Regions from separate parts of the Homo sapiens genome. Here regions 1 and 2 are each linked to region 3. The links are chromatin loops, found by intact Hi-C in ENCODE. Cell type or tissue: chondrocyte. All regions are shown on one strand. Links, peaks and the distances in the headings refer to the core of each region. The heading gives the core; the rest is flanking DNA.

Region 1 (5,000 bases), core at 1-5,000, 1.6 Mb after region 3:
TTGATCCTATTGTAGTTGCTATTGCAATTACATAATTTAAATAAATCTTAGATTATCTAATAAAAATGAGTTCCAAAAATTATTGCTTTATGAAAATTACGATGCATGCTTTGTAAGAACTTAATAAAAAGGAATTTCTACAATATTGCTATTGAATTATGGGTATGTCTGAAACAAATCAAAAAGATTGGGGAGGAAGCTTCGAAAATATTTAGAAGTTCTACAATCAGATTGTTTTGCAAGTGTCTTTAATTACTGACTGCCTTTAACAGATAACAAACCAGTGAGACAATGCCTACAAATAGGTATTGTTTATTTTTAAAAACACAAAGCTAAACCCCAAATTCTGGAAACTTCTTAAATAAAATATACTTAAATAAAAGGTCTTGACTGGACATCAGATCATTGGTAAACGAATGTCCAACTTACGTGTTTCAAGTTGAAATAAAATGTTTAAACTACGCATATATCAGTTTTTTCTCCACTTTAACCATCTTTTTTATTAACTGATCAAATAATGGTTTTGCTACTGCTATGAAATAAAGCTTCTTTATGTGGTAGAGGGCATCAAATTTGGGTTTTTGAATCCTAATTTGGGTTCTATGTTGGGTGCATTACTTCACCTTTATGGGCTTCAATCTCATTTCACATGAATGAAGACAATATCTACCTAACAGAACCAAGTGAAATAGCACATGTAAAACACTGGTAACAGATCAATAAATGATACTACTATGATTATTGTTCTGAAACAAAACATGAATATAAAAGCATAAGATAATAAAGTAGATTTACAAGACCAAAACAAGATGGATGGACTGGAAATAGATAGACTCATCCCCAGAGATAGTGTGTGTGCAAAGAGATTGCTGATCACTTTGAATGGTCAGCATCATTAATAAGCTCACACTCTTTATGACTATTTGGTAATGATAAAATCCAACACTGGCTGGGCGCGGTGGCTCATGCCTATAATCCCAGCACTTTGGGAGGCCAAAGTGGGTAGATCACCTGAGGTCAGGAGTTCAAGACCTGCATGGCCAACATGGCAAAACCCCATCTCTACTAAAAATACAAAAATTAGCCAGGCATGGTGGCATGTGCCTGTAATCCCAGCTATTTGGGAGGCTGAGGCAGGAGAATCGTTTAAACCTGGGAGACTGAGGTTGCAGTGAGCCGTTATCACGCTACTGCACTCCAACCTGGGCAACAGAGCAAAACTTCGTCTCAAGAAAAAAAAAATCTAACACGCAACTTGGAACACTGTGGAATGAGTCTTAAAATCAGTGAGCATGTGTGCTTGAGAAAGTATTTAATATCCCTGATAGAAGTAGAGCTATTTATAGTCATTTTTGTTAATGGGCTTCATTATCAAAGATTTACACCAGGCCTTAATCAGAATAAAGGGACGCCTCACAAAAGCTTTGTTTCGAATGGAAAAACACAACAAAGAACAATCACCATTTGACACCAAGTATGCATAATTCCAAATGGAAGTCTCTGTAATAGGTTCTTTTAAAAATAGATTTATTACCAAAGCAAAGTAATAAATAGGCAGGAGATGGACCTTTATTTCACTCCTATAATTGATCCAGTTTTAGTTAAGGGCAGAAACTGGCCCAGTTACAGGAATAAAATAAAAGAGTACAGAGTCAACCAATCTGTCAGCTTGGCACACCTATGAAATATTGTGAAGAAAATTTGTCAGAATAAGCATCTTTCTCACTCATTAGATTGGAGATGAAATGTCACCTTTCCCAAACAAAACAAAACAAAAACAAACTAACAACACATACAACCACACGGTAGGAACTACAGTTACAATTGAAGACAAAATCCAGGAAGAGGAACTTCTATAACTTGGGCATCATTCTGCTTATATATTTTCCATGCGGTGTCAGCATTAAGGATTACGACTGATCCCAAAAAGAGCTGACTTTAAATGTGGGAGTGTATTTTTGGATAAATCAGAGTGGAGGGTTTCAATTATCCTCCACACCTCTCTGGGCCTTCTGGAGAGGCAGCTTGGAGGCCCTTCTCCAATTAAAGCAGAGAGTGTATCTCACTTCCACACTGTAAAACTCTATCTTAAGAAAAGGATCTGCTGCTTAAAACAATCTGAAAACCACTGAAATAACCCATCTGAATTTTTTTGTCATGTGTGTTCACAGAAACTAATGGAGTTTGGTAGCCCTCTGCTGGATGAAAGATATTAAATCCAGTTGCTCTGAAGTACTATTTGAGGATTTAAAAGTCTTCATAAGGTTTAGAGGGCTACTTTAACATTTGCTGTGTATATTTTTGTGTTTAGTGGATATTTTTCTGCTTTGCAGAAGAGAAGAAGACAATGTCCTTTCCGTCAAGCCATACCATATAATAGTAAGCTAGAATAACTGAATACAAATTATAAATTTAAATACTATATAATTTTTTGAGTAAAAATAGGAATTGACAGAAAGCTAGTAAAATTTAAGCATTAGCAAAATATTTATAAGTTAGCAGTTGCCACATCCCTCTCCCAAATCTCTAATGGGGTTAAGGATTTCTCTTAACTTCATTGTAGGTTAAATCAAAATATGTATAACGAATTTCTTTAAAGTTTGTTTATGCAGTCTCACACTGTACACTAGTACACATTAAGTTAAATCTAGTCTTACACACATTTGAGTAATACAATATGATCAGGTTTTTTGTTTAAGGTAAGAAAATTTCAAACATGATGGCAGAATTACCATAGACTATTCAGCTTTTAAGTTGGATGTACAAACACAGTTTGTGAAGCATGTCAGATCATGGAATAATACTCTACAGAAATTGTTTCACAAATGAACCTTCATGCCTATAGCTGACCCAAGTGGAAAATGATTTAATGTGTGTTTGACAGCAATAGTAAAATTAATGAGTCTTGAAATAGTTTCTTATAATCTTGGATCAATTTTTGGTTAATTTTATTCCATATAGCTAATCTTTTCAAAATCCCATCTTTCTATCGTAGCAATTAAAACTGTCTCTTACTTTCCACCTTCTCTTTTCTCTTGTTACCTGTCTGGCCTCTGTCACTGCTGCTTCCTAAATCAACTGATAAGGTCTTGCCTGGTCCACAGTCTCTTCAACTTTCCTATCCTCACCACTTGATACTGACTTCCAAATTTTGCTAAGGAATTAAGGAATTCTTTTACAATTCTCCAGAACACAGAACCAATTTACTTTTGCATCTCGGTTCAGATAAAAAAGTTTAAACTTTGATGTCTAATTATAATTCCAACCTAGGTTAATTATATGCCTAAGACTTCAGAAGGGCTACCTACTCATAAAATTTGCCTATGACCAACTGCTCATAATTTTACTAAATAGCCAAAATTCCTCTCCTCCTGAATTTCTATTCAGCTTTGCCTGTCTGCTAGGGCACCCCTGTCATGAACATTAGCCTCTCAATCTGATTGGATTCTCACCTATTTCCTGGAGTCATTTTCTAGGGTTACCACAACCATCAAGTATGCTGAATTGAGTTACATCCTGTTTCTGCTGCTCACTGTCCATAACTAGATACTTCCAGGAGGGCTCCCAAGATACTATACTATTACCTAAATTATGTTCTTCATTGTTACCCATTATTTCTTATTCCACTAATTTTAAATCCCACTCACTTTGTTTGCTATATTTTTATGATCCTGCATTCTCTTTCAGTTTTTTCCCAGTTATACATGTTTTTGTTGTTGTTATTGTTGTTGTTGTTGTTGTTTAGCTTTGAGATGGAATCTCGTTCTATCACCAAAGCTGGAGTGCAGTGGCACAATCTCAGCTAACTGCAACCTCTGCCTCCTGGGTTCAAGCGATTCTCGTGCCTCAGCCTCCAAAGTAGCTGAGACCACAGACGTGTGTTACCACACCCAGCTAATGTTTTGTATTTTTAGTAGAGACAGGGTTTCATTATGTTGGCCAGGCTGGTCTCAAACTCCTGATCTCAGGTGATCTGCCTGCCTCAGCATCCCAAAGTGCTGGGATTACAGGCATAAGCCACTGTGCCCAGCCCTCCCAAATTATACATGTTTTTCACAATTCTCTTCTCTTCTTCAAAACAACTATCTAGATTTGTAGAGCTCTTTTTTGTGATAATAAGGTTTTTTAGAAGGTTTTATTTTGTATAAAGACAAACTAATTGCTTTTCTTTTTCACCTCATTTCCCAGCCCAGACTTCCTACCACGTCTCCATCAAAATCTAAAAAGTAAAGGAAGAAAAGAAGAAAACAACAACAGCAACAACCCCAGCATCTAACTTTTGAACAAAAGGTGGTAGTGTTTCACCTAAGGAACAGGAACATTAAGTAGGAGTTATATTCTTACCTCACCACTGAAAAGAACAACAAGCTGGAGAATGACAATGTGGACAAAGGAGATTTAGAATTTGATCTGTTCCTCTTACTTATCAAACCCTAGGTTTCCGAGACCCTTGGTATTTTAAAAAATACTGCCTAAGTCAGGATTTTGTCTGTCTTCAGAGGGAAGGAATCAAAGGCATGGAGGAAAAGGGGGACAAAAATCACAACTAATATTTTTTAACCTAAAACCCAAATATCAGTATTTTATTCTACATTGAAGCTTAAACATCTTACTCTTGTTTTATATTTAAGCAAATATTCAGATGTGTGTACATATTCCACTTCCTGAGAATGACTAATGGATATATTTAATATGTATACTCTATCAGCTTTACATAGCTGACTTTTAAAACACTGACAATGGAAGCTTGTACTCCTAAATGTTGATGAAGCATTAAAAGCACAAATAATATTCAGTAATGCATTTCCAAAGATCTTACGTGCTTCAAAAGTACAAAAGCAGTCTTTTAACTGGATTTTGATTAGTGCTAAGCAGAATTCTAAATTATTTTAGTCATTAGTCATAAATTCATGACGATATATACTGGAGTGTCTTTTGACTACTTTCAAAAATTGCCATTAAAACATCACTGACATTCTTTTCCTTAATTTCAAAATACA
Region 2 (5,531 bases), core at 324-5,323, 910 kb after region 3:
CTGTGGCTTCTGAAATGAATTTCATCATGCTTCCAATACCAGTCCAATACCAGCTCCCTTGTATCACCCTCAGAAATCCAAGCTTCCCAGTTCACCTAATTTCACAGGTATTTATCACCACCCTGCTTTCAGCGTCACCAATCTGATCACATCTCCCACATTCTTGGTCATCCAAGTCCTTCCACCAAAGCTTGTTTCCAGTTATCAGAAAATTCCTCTACTTCCTTAATCTTTTTATTGAACATTTCCTTCAGATTCTTGTTGAAATTAACCTGACTCCAGCAAACCCTGCTTTCCCTAGAGCCCTTCAAGTGGAAAATGTCTTTATTTTTTCTTCTTTTTCCCCCCTGAGATGGAGTTTCACTCTGTTGCCCAGGCTGGAATGCAGTGGAGCCATCTCAGCTCACTGCAACCTCCGCCTCCTGGGTTAAAGCGATTCTCCTGCCTCAGCCTCCCGAGTAGCTGGGAATTACAGGTGCATGTCACCATGCCTGGCTAATTTTTTGTATTTTTAGTAGAGACGGGGTTTCACCATGTTGGCCAGGCTGGTCTCGAACTCCTGACCTCGTGATCCACCCACCTCGGCCTCCCAAAGTGCTGGGATTACAGGCGTGAGCCACCACACCCAGCCTATTATTTTCCTCTTATATGCTACATACTACATACGCTTAGAGCTTGAGGTAGCGTCCTCTCTGCTCCCTGTTGCTACTTCCAAACTGTCACTCCTATTTCACACTTCAAAACTCTGTCTTTTGAAACACACGTTATCATTCTTTGCCACTATGGATTCCCTTCTTGTTAAGCAACGTAGGGACCTCTGAGTCACTGCTCTTCACTCATTTATATATTTTCTGTCATCATGGCTATCTACTTCAAAATCCAATTAGATGACCCAACACCTTGACCTCAATCCCTTTGTTTCCTTACCTCTAATAATCTTGTCCTCTATCACTCTTCCGTGACCCACTCATGTGTCATATCTAGACATTGTCATCACCCTGTACCATCTTTGAATTTCTCTTTTAAACATCTCATTCTGTCATTTCCTATTCTTCTAGCCTACTTACTCTAGTACTCTACTCATGCAATTCACCAGTTCATTACTAGCACTAATTCATTAACCCCATAACTTTCCTTTATTCATCTTACCTCGTGTCCTCACGTCACTTGTACAGCTTGTTTTTCATGTTTCCATCATATAACTACTTTTTTTTTGAGAGAGAGAGAGAGAGACTGAGTCACATTCTATCACCCAGGCTGGAATGCAGAGGCATAAGCATAGCTCACTGTAACCTCACCTTTCTGGACTCAAGCATTCCTCCCCCCTCAGCCTCCTGAATATTTTAGACTACAGGTGCTCACCACCACACCCAGCTAATTTTCTTATTTTTCTGGAGATGGGGGTCTCACTGTGTTGCCTAGGCAGGTCTTCAACTCCTGGGCTGAAGCAATACTCCTGCCTAGGCCTCCCAAAGTGTTGGGATTACAATTATGAGCCATTGTGCCCAGCTTTACTTTCTAACAAATGTCCTTAATGCCCCTTTTTCTTTCTCCCTCAATTATTCTTCCCTGGCAAAACCTAAACACTGGTCAAATCCAACTAACTGTTAATATGTTCCTACATTCAAGTGGTTGAACACTACTGGAGAATGTTACATAATTACGCTTATTGGAATCAGCGTGAACAACATCTTGCTGAAGACAATGGCTAATTCTATGCTTTCATCTGTCACTTCCTGCTCGTTAAAAGATTTTTTTTCTCTAGGTATGTTACCTATTATTGTGTGTTTCAGCTTGAGTGTGCTTGCATTTAAAACCACCATAAGTGCATTTTTATATACAATTCTCTCAAGATAACATTCCATAAGCCAATGACTTGACCTCTACCTCCTTTTCAGCTCTTCAGGGAGTAACAAAAATACAGGATTTCCTTATGACTAGCTATAGCAAAAAATTGTTACAGAACACATATTTAGTGCATCGTGCGTTTGCTTTCTGTTGTGTTTTGCTTTATTTCCCCATGTATATAGCCTTTAAGAATCTATGACCTAGATAAGCCTTTAAATACCTAGTCATTTAACATTGTAATCCATTAACCATTTTATCTTTCCCTTGTCCCCCATACAAGATTTTGGACCACATGTAATTTCCATCTTCCAACTATCAGATATTGTTCAATGGCATTTAACTTCTTACTCTCAGATGTTGTTAAATGCACTGACTCAGTTCTTCCAAAGCCTATAAAGAATGCATCCTCACCAGGTACCTTTGCTTTGTCCTACATCTCAAACTCAATAAGCTCCAAATCTTTAGTCTCTACAGACTGCATCTGCTTTAGAAAAACTGCACTGTGTCTGCCACAGCCCTCATTGAATGTTTTTGGGTTTTTTTTTTTTTTTAGGGGGAGGAATGAGGGTCTATGAAGGGAAGATGTGATGTTTCCTTATTTGTAAAATAATAAGAATATAATAAATATCATGAGGTTTTTCTGATGTTTCAATGAGTTAATGCATGTAAATGTCAGCAGAGTCCTGGCATGTAGTAAGCATCTAATAAATGTCACTTTTACAATAATTATTAATACTTAGCCCAGTCTCTCTACCCTTGGCTTCACATTACTAATATTTACCAATTAACTCAAGGAAAAAATAATTTTTTTTGGTTGGTTCTCTTTGCCTCTTTGTCATCTTTTCTCTTATCTCCAGAGAGTCTTTTCTAGTCATCTGTTGGCCTCTCTTCTGAGTAGGTATTCTAAGAGCCTCTCCCTCGTGTTCATTCTAGTACTTCACCCTAATTATATTGTCTTCCACTTTCACTAAGGTGCTTTGGGAAATTTATCAAGTAATAATTGTAAAATAACCACCCTAATGCTACAGTTGTTTAGAAGTAAACATTCCAATAAACATAAACATTAAAATTAATTTTAACTACAACATTTGTTCTTTATATAATATCCATGGAGTCAAAGTGTCTATTTCTTTTCAAAATTTACCAGAAGCCCTTAATGAAATGTCCATCAGTATTTCTAGATTACTAACGGTGATCACAAATTTCAAGCCCTCTAGTGGTCAACATTATCTTGCTCATTCTCTAAGACTGACAGTATTCTTCAAATACATTGAAAAATTAGTATAACTTACAAAAACATTTCCACCAAGAGAGGATTAGATATTATCCATGTCCCCTTCTCAGTGTACTACAGCTCAAGCCAAATTATTCATTACAACAAAAAAGTTGTTGGATATCAATGTTAATTAAATTTTAATATTTATTTTTATTGGGAATAAGAAAAAAATCCCAAAACCAAGATAAATTATCAGTTCTTCCTGACTTGAAAGTGAGTAAAATATTTTAGAAATACAATAAATTTAGTTTTTTGGCTTCAGAACCAGAGGTGGCCACTTACTATTTATATGTTACTTAGAGGAACTAATAAATATTTCTAAGCACCAGTTTCTAACAGTTTTTAAAAACTCTAGGCTATAATATTTACCTGATAGAAATTATAGGAAGGAAACAAGATTAAAATACAGATTTTGACTAATTTACTACATAGAACAGAATAGGTGCTCATCAAATCCATAAAATAATCATGGTGTCATTACTTTTGAGTAATAAAGGAAAATTAAGAGATTTCTCTAATGTCCTACAAAATTCATATTCTTACTGGAATTACCTGATTAAATCTAACATCAAATGCATTTTGTGTGCATTTAAATAACAATTATTCCAAGTTATATATGACTTAATAAGATAGTTACCCCTTTTGCAAAACTCTATGATTTAAGTTTTTAATTTAACTCACAGTGTGCTATTTTTTAAACTGCAGAAACACGTCTTTTTCTTCCATTTCAAGAACTAAAAACAAAATTAGTTTTATTCAAAAAAATGGCCAGCTATAAATAACTGCAGTGATTCTGTGTAGTTAATGTAAGGCTATTACAAATATTTAGGATTAAAAAGAAAAAATAGAGACATGAAAATAGTAATGCATGGAAATGGTATCTGACTTTTTAATCTCTAAAAAACTAAATTAGTTTTTGATGAAATTATGTGATAATTATATTTTATTTGTAAAATATCCTTGCTGCATTGTGTGATTGAGTACACATATAATACTATGAAAATAAAACATATTATTCTTCTCTTATTTTTTTGATGAAAGAAAATGTATAGACTGAATTTCACTCATATAGACCAGGTAATAATTTATCCTATTTTACTGTAAAGTCACCAAGTCAAGCTTTAATGAATTTTATATGTAGGGACATATGTCTATTTCCTTGACCTAATTTCTCTGCCAAATTTAGATCTAGAAATGTGTAAACATGGTGTAGCGGTTTTTTTCTACAAGCCACGTAGATTCTTAATTGGAAAGGATCCCTGTTCCGAAAGACAGATAAAAGAAAAACAACACAAAAATTAATATGTATATTTCACGTATACATAGGAGACACCCAGGGAATGAGTAATTCTCAAAGGAGTGGCTTTGAATCCCAGCTTACATAGCATCTTCAACAAAGAACAGTATACTTTTTAGAGAAATAAGACAAAGGAAAAAGACTTTGAGTCGCTATAGTCAGCAACTTGGGGAAAGGCAAATAAATGATGGATAAAGGCTAGTCAGTAAAGGTTACTAATGTAGATCCCTTGGGTATTTCAGATGATAAGTGTCCAAACCTTTTGTATTTATAAATCTATATACCGCTTTTAAGCAAATAAAAACTAAAAATAAAAAAAGGGAGGACAGAAAGCTTTCCTGCATTTGCTTCTTCTTAATTGTCTTCAGCAAAATGTGAAAAATCCACACTTTGGGGCTGCATATTCTGGTCTCCTACAGTAAATCCATAGGGTTCAATCTATAATAAAAAGGAAGTAAGTATGCCAGATGAAATAAGGAATGCCAAGTTAAATTTGGATTTCAGACAGTGAATAATTATTTAACATCCATATGTCCCATGCAATAATTTTAAGTATATTGTATCTCAAATATTACATGGGCATATACTAAATAATTTATTGTTTATCTGAAATTCAGATTTAATGGGGTGCCCTGTATTTTTATTTGCTAAATTTGGTAACCTCAAAAGAAAGATTAAAATTATTCTGGGGAAAACATACAAAACAAATATTTCAACAATCATACCTTATATTTTAATTGAAAAATAAATGGATCTCCAGTCCCCTAGAAATGCAAAGCCAACCTATAAATAATTTTAAACACACGGAGGAAAAAAACCTAGAAACTAGCTCTTGCTCCAAATCTAGATCATTTTTATCATTTCTACTTGTTGTATTTCTCATTCTAATATAAACATAAATAATCAACTCTTAGGAAATTTGTGTGGTTGGTGGGCAGTCTGAAATATAAAAATTAGAACTGGGTGCAATGGCTCATGCCTGTAATCCCAGCACACTGGGAGACCAAGGCGGGAGAATTGCTTGAGCCCAAGAGTTTGAGACCAGCCTGGACAACATGGTAAAATCTCTCTCTACAAAAAAGTGCAAAACTTAGCCAAGTGTGTGGCATG
Region 3 (5,531 bases), core at 251-5,250:
TCAGGATGGGGAAAGCATGCAAAAGTGTAAAACCTAAGCAAGAAGAAAAATGTCGCCCTAAACAAGATAAGGGTCCTGCTGAACATAAAACTTTATGTGACAAAGAAAATATCACCATGATAGAGTGAAGAAAGCATTATATAATAAGCAGTACTGGGACAATTATTTAAAATTTGGGAGCAAATTAATTCAGGTAAATATTTTACATCAAACACAAGTAAATGTAAGTGGATTAAAAGGTAAAGCTTTAAAAATGAAATAGCATACAACTAAAAGAAACTAGACCCAAATATTTTCAATATCCTGGAAGAGACAGAGGTGCCTTTGTACATTTGAAAACAAGGGGAGAACTCATAAAAGAAAAGACAGATAAGAAAAAAATTAAACTACCATGCAAAAACAGTAAAAGGCAAATAATACAGTAGGAGATATATCTGCCAAAATTTTCAAAGTTTATATACATTCTGAAGACAAATTTTAAATAGCAACAGAAAGTACAGACAGATATCTTTTTCTATTAAAGAAATGAAAATTCAAATCAAAATGAGATACAGACTTCACTTAGCAAACAAGCAAAACAAGAAAAAACAAGTTTACTTCGTAATAATGATGCATGGTAGAAAAACAAGTACTAGTGATATTGTAAACTATTAAGTCTTTTTGGAAAGCAGTTTGGCAATGCCTACCGAAAGCTATAAAGTACTCTTATACTTTCATCAATTCAATTTCAGTTCAGGACTCTATCTTAATAAAACAATGTGAATATTGCAGAATTAACAAACACAAAGATATTCCTGAAAGCATGTTTTCAAAACAGTCAACAATTATGTTTAGCTGATGTGATTATGCTCCATTTCTGTGTATAAGCACCACACTTGTTCTGATTAGGTGAATTTCAGTAATATATGAAAATATATTACATATAGTAATATATGGTAACATATATAGTAATATATAGTAAATATATACACATAGTAATATATGGAAATATATTTGGAAATATATAAGAATATTTAAATGAAATTCAAGAGAAAACTTGTGTATATATTTTCCATTTATGATAATCTATCATTATTTATATTTTTAAATGACTGAATAGACATGTCCTTATAATTACTAGCAGCAAATTTTGTTAACCTAGGCTTATTTTATATGTGTTTTAAGCAAAATAACATCACAAACAATGAAGTCTGATCTTTGCTAGGTTTGCAGGAGCAAAATTATCTATACTTTTAACAAATCAACTCAGATCTTTAGTCAGCATGTTTCAGTGGCACAAACGTGCTGGAGACTGCTAGGGAAAAGATACCACAAAACAAATTTTATCAATATAAAATTTTTTGCTGAGCACATAATCGGTACTCAGTAAATATTTTTTGAATTAATAAAAATAACTGACTATAACATTTTGATCATGTATGTCAAATATTTTATTGCTCATTTGCAGTGTGATTAACACAACGGAGCTTATCTAGTGTAAAGAAAACATATTTCCCCTGAGAAACTATACTAGTTTACATTGTTATGTACTCTCTTATTTCTCTGTCAGTTTACAGGCTAAGTCAACATAGCAAAGTGCAGGCTAAACATTTAATTTAGTCAATATAGACACAATAATGTAGGTAAATTAGGCTATGACAAATTGAGTCTGAATTTAAACACTAATTAAATTAACTGGATAATTAACAAAATTCCAATTTCACTTGTAATTTGTAAACAGAGTCTTAGAAATATAATTGTGACACTTTCCCCCTACTCCTTGGTAGAACTTTGTTCCAAAGAGTAAATAAAGCATATAGATGATCATATAAAAATCAAAGAATGTTTGGATTCAAAGAGAGACTGGGGTTTAATCCAATATATTCATTCTGAAAATAAGTTTCAGGCTTAATGATATCAAATAATTTGCCCCAATTTCTGCTAGTATATATATGTCTGAAGACAAAATTTGACAGTCTCCAGCATGTTTGTGCTGCTGAAACATGCTGATTAAAGGTCTGAGTTGATTTGTTAAAAGTATAAATAATTTTGCTCCTGAAAACCTAGCAAAAATTAGAATTCATTGCTTGTGATGTTATTTTGCTTAAAACACATATAAAATAAGCCTAGGTCAACAAAATTTGCTGCTACTAAGTATAAGGACATGTCTATTCAGTCATTTAAAAATATAAATAATGATAGATTATCATAAATGGAAAATATATACACAGGTTGTCTTTTGGCTTTCTTTTAAATTTTCTTAAAAGTCCATATATTACTGAAATTCACCTAATCAGAACAAGTGTGGTGCTTATACACATAAATGGAGCATATTCACATCAGCTAAACATAATTGCACGAAGAAATATATTTATATTATAAGCTACAGTTTTAAATTTTATTCTCTACACAAATTTCTCAGAATTAAAATGTAAAAATGTTTACTAAAGGTTGTTTATCTCTTTTCTGCCTACCCCTTTGTTCTTAACCATTTTAAGGTATCTTTGCTGAAGACAAAAATTACCAAATTTCTCCATTTTATTCAATCTCCAACTTATCTCAATGTCTCTCAAGATATATACAACATTGACATCTTAAAACTTTGAGAACAGTGAATAAATAAATCTACATTTCACCACTAGATGTCATCAAAGATCTGTTCATCAGAACATCAGCCATCCAGCTTTTGGCCATTTGACCTCTGCCAGAAAAATTATTGTATTTCTCAGCATAATCAGGAAACGATAATTTTAGTAAAATAGTCTATCTAATTCCTCAATGTTTAAATAATGAGTTTCCATATGCAGCAATATCTTAAAAATACATAAAAATAACCCAAATGTATATTAATAGAGAAGTTACTTTATCATTTCAAAACTCCCAATAGATCTAATTAATAGGCATTGCCAGTGTGAGAGTAATTTTATAATTTATATATATATTTATCAGAAATATACATGCATGTAATTTCTCTGCCATTTTTATTGGAAAATAAGTACAAGTTGTCCTCTTTCACTCTAAGATAACTCACCAGTTGGGAGGATTATAACACCATTAGCAGTTGAAACTGTTCATATCATTTGTAACTATTATTATCAGCCCCAAGATGGAGAATCTGATAATTGAGTTTACATGTTTAATTAGCTTAAATAATTTTAATATATACTTTTCATTCATTGTATTTATTCCCACAAGAAATAATAATGAAATAATTTGCTTCATATAGTTTTATGGTAGAATTCCTTTAAAAAGCAAACTTTCATGCAACATGTATAATTTTATCTGAAAAACCCAATCTAATAATCTACTTTTATTGCTTAGAGTAAGTTGATGTTCATCTGAATTGGCATACTTCCAAACTGAAAGAGAGCAGGAAGGAAACATTCATAATAAAATAAATAATGAATACATTCTCTTCAATGTAGACTTTTTCTTCATAATGTGCTATCAAATATCACTTTGGGTATTAAATATTTTCCCTGAATGTGCTTTGTAGTATCTTTTTTTTCAAGATAAAATGTAATATAATTGGAACCATTTTGATTAAGCATTTTTATTCTTTTTTTGAACACTCATTAATTATACTTTGTTTTCTAGGACCTGAATAATGTTTTTATTGCAAATTTCCCAACTTAAAGATAATCTCTATGTTTTGGAGAATACATTGACTATGACCAGGATGGAAAATTTAAATTCATATACTAAATCACCAACTCAATCCTTCCAAGAAAAAGAAAAGAAATCATATATTCCAAGGCTGTCATATATAATGCCGACTCAAAATTATGATATTTCTGATAGGTCGATCATACTAATAATTTACTTTAGTATGATATTCAGAAAAGAGTGAGCATGGTATATATTTAGTTCACTGCATATCTTCAGGTATATTTCCTGGCACACATTAGATATTCTGTATGTATCTGTTGAAGAAATGAATAAATGCATGAATAACACATGGCAGTAATCATGAGAAGAGAGACTTTGGCTTTTTCTGTACTAATCTCTAATTCTGCAAGTAATACCTATGCCACTTGTAATATTAATGATAGTAATATATTGGCAAATTTTAACGTAGAGACATATCTTATTTTTGCAGCTTATACTTGCAGGTAAGCAGAGATTATTATAAACAATTCAGGAGTGAAGAAAATAAGACAATTGACCAACTAGTCATAGCAACCGGAGATAAATTGAGAAAATAAGTTACTGTTTTTAACAAACCTTTCTTAGAAACTTTCATATGATATTCCATATTCCTTATAACCCAAATATTTTATAGTATTCAAGTCCATGTTGACAAAATGTAGGGGATGGCAGAAATTGTCATGCTTTTATATTGTTAACTTATATTTAAGGAAAGGATATCTATAAAATTCAGTTTTACCGACAGAGAGGATATATGAATTGCCCTGGCTTGCTCTCACACTTTATTGGGAATATGCCTTCTTAAACATTTACTTATTCAACAATATTTACTTACCAAGTACCATGTGCCAGGCATTGCTCTGGTCACTGAGGACTCAGCATTCAAAGATCTCTGCCTTCGTGGAGATTGCCTTCTCATTGAGAGAAGTAAACACAAAACAAGTAAAGAAAGAAATACATAAGTAACATGATTTTAGATAATAGTGAGAGTTATTAAGAAAGGGTGATCCGATCATAAACCACTGGAGAAGACCAATTTAAATTGGTTGATCAGGAAAGGCCTCTCTGAACAAAAGGCATTTAGACAGAGGCCTGAAGGAGAAGAAAGGGCATCCACATGAAAAACTGAAGAAAAAGTATTCCAGGAAAAGTGAACATGCACTGCAAAGACCTCTCAAAGGAAACTGGCTTAGCATATTTGAGAAAGAAAAAAGGTGCAGTAAGGCTGAAGTTTAGTGAGTAAAGACAAATGTGGTAGAATATCAGATTGAAAATACAGACAGTGGCAAGAACAGGTAGACACCCGTAGGCCTTGGTGGGATGCTTAGAAAACCCAAGCTTTTTGAGAGAGAAGTGAAACGACAGGTTTTACGGTTTTTGAAGAGGGCTTTGGTTGTTGAGTAGAAACTTAATATTAGAAAGCCAAGGATGGAAGGTGGAAGATCCTCCAGGAGCTTTGTGCAGTAGGCCAGGCAAGAGATGAGCATGGCTGGAGGTGGCAAGAGATGAAGTGTTTTAGGAAAACTTATAGGGGTAAAACCAATAGGACTTAATTATTTGATTGTATGTGAAGACTGAGAAAAATACAGCAGTTGAGATGTTTAAGTAACTGGAAAAATATTGGTATCATTTACAACGTGGAAAAATCTTGGGGGAAATTATGGATTCTGTTATGGTATTTTAAATTTGAAATCCTTATTACACTTAAAAAAGAGATGACAAGTAGTTAAGTTGGGAACTCGAGAGATAGATGAGAGGTAGAGATATAAATCTGGGATGTTAATGTACATATAATAATCAAAAACATGAGGCTCTGTGAGATTATACAGGGAGGAAATTAAGACAGACAAGAGAAGAGGGCCCAGCCCTGAGCCCTGCTCCATTTATAGGTCAGGCAGCAGAGG

The links. Peaks named below come from ENCODE experiments on the same cell type or tissue, not always from the same donor. Only the 100,000 strongest peaks of a DNase experiment are listed, where the experiment ranks them.
Region 1: a loop joins it to region 3, with 4 times the contacts of the local background. A loop is called at or near these places in 2 of 110 quality-filtered maps.
Region 2: it touches region 3 in a loop (4-fold over the local background); 3 of 110 quality-filtered maps call a loop at or near these places.

What each region holds. Positions count from the first base shown.
Region 1 is chr4:113,103,464-113,108,463 of GRCh38, reverse strand. All of the region lies in intron 1 of ANK2 (ankyrin 2), which reads right to left. MIR1243 (microRNA 1243) reads right to left here and starts at 1,601; the gene lies at 1,509-1,601. In chondrocyte, for the core only: CTCF peaks have their summits at 1,984 and 2,200 (motif pointing left); no DNase peak of the experiment used is centred there.
Region 2 is chr4:113,779,179-113,784,709 of GRCh38, reverse strand. No RefSeq gene overlaps it. Among named protein-coding and RNA genes, the nearest start is that of CAMK2D, 20 kb to the right of the region's middle. In chondrocyte, for the core only: CTCF peaks have their summits at 2,865 and 3,065 (motif pointing left); no DNase peak of the experiment used is centred there.
Region 3 is chr4:114,692,076-114,697,606 of GRCh38, reverse strand. No RefSeq gene overlaps it. Among named protein-coding and RNA genes, the nearest start is that of MIR577, 38 kb to the right of the region's middle. In chondrocyte, for the core only: CTCF peaks have their summits at 2,406 and 2,626 (motif pointing right); no DNase peak of the experiment used is centred there.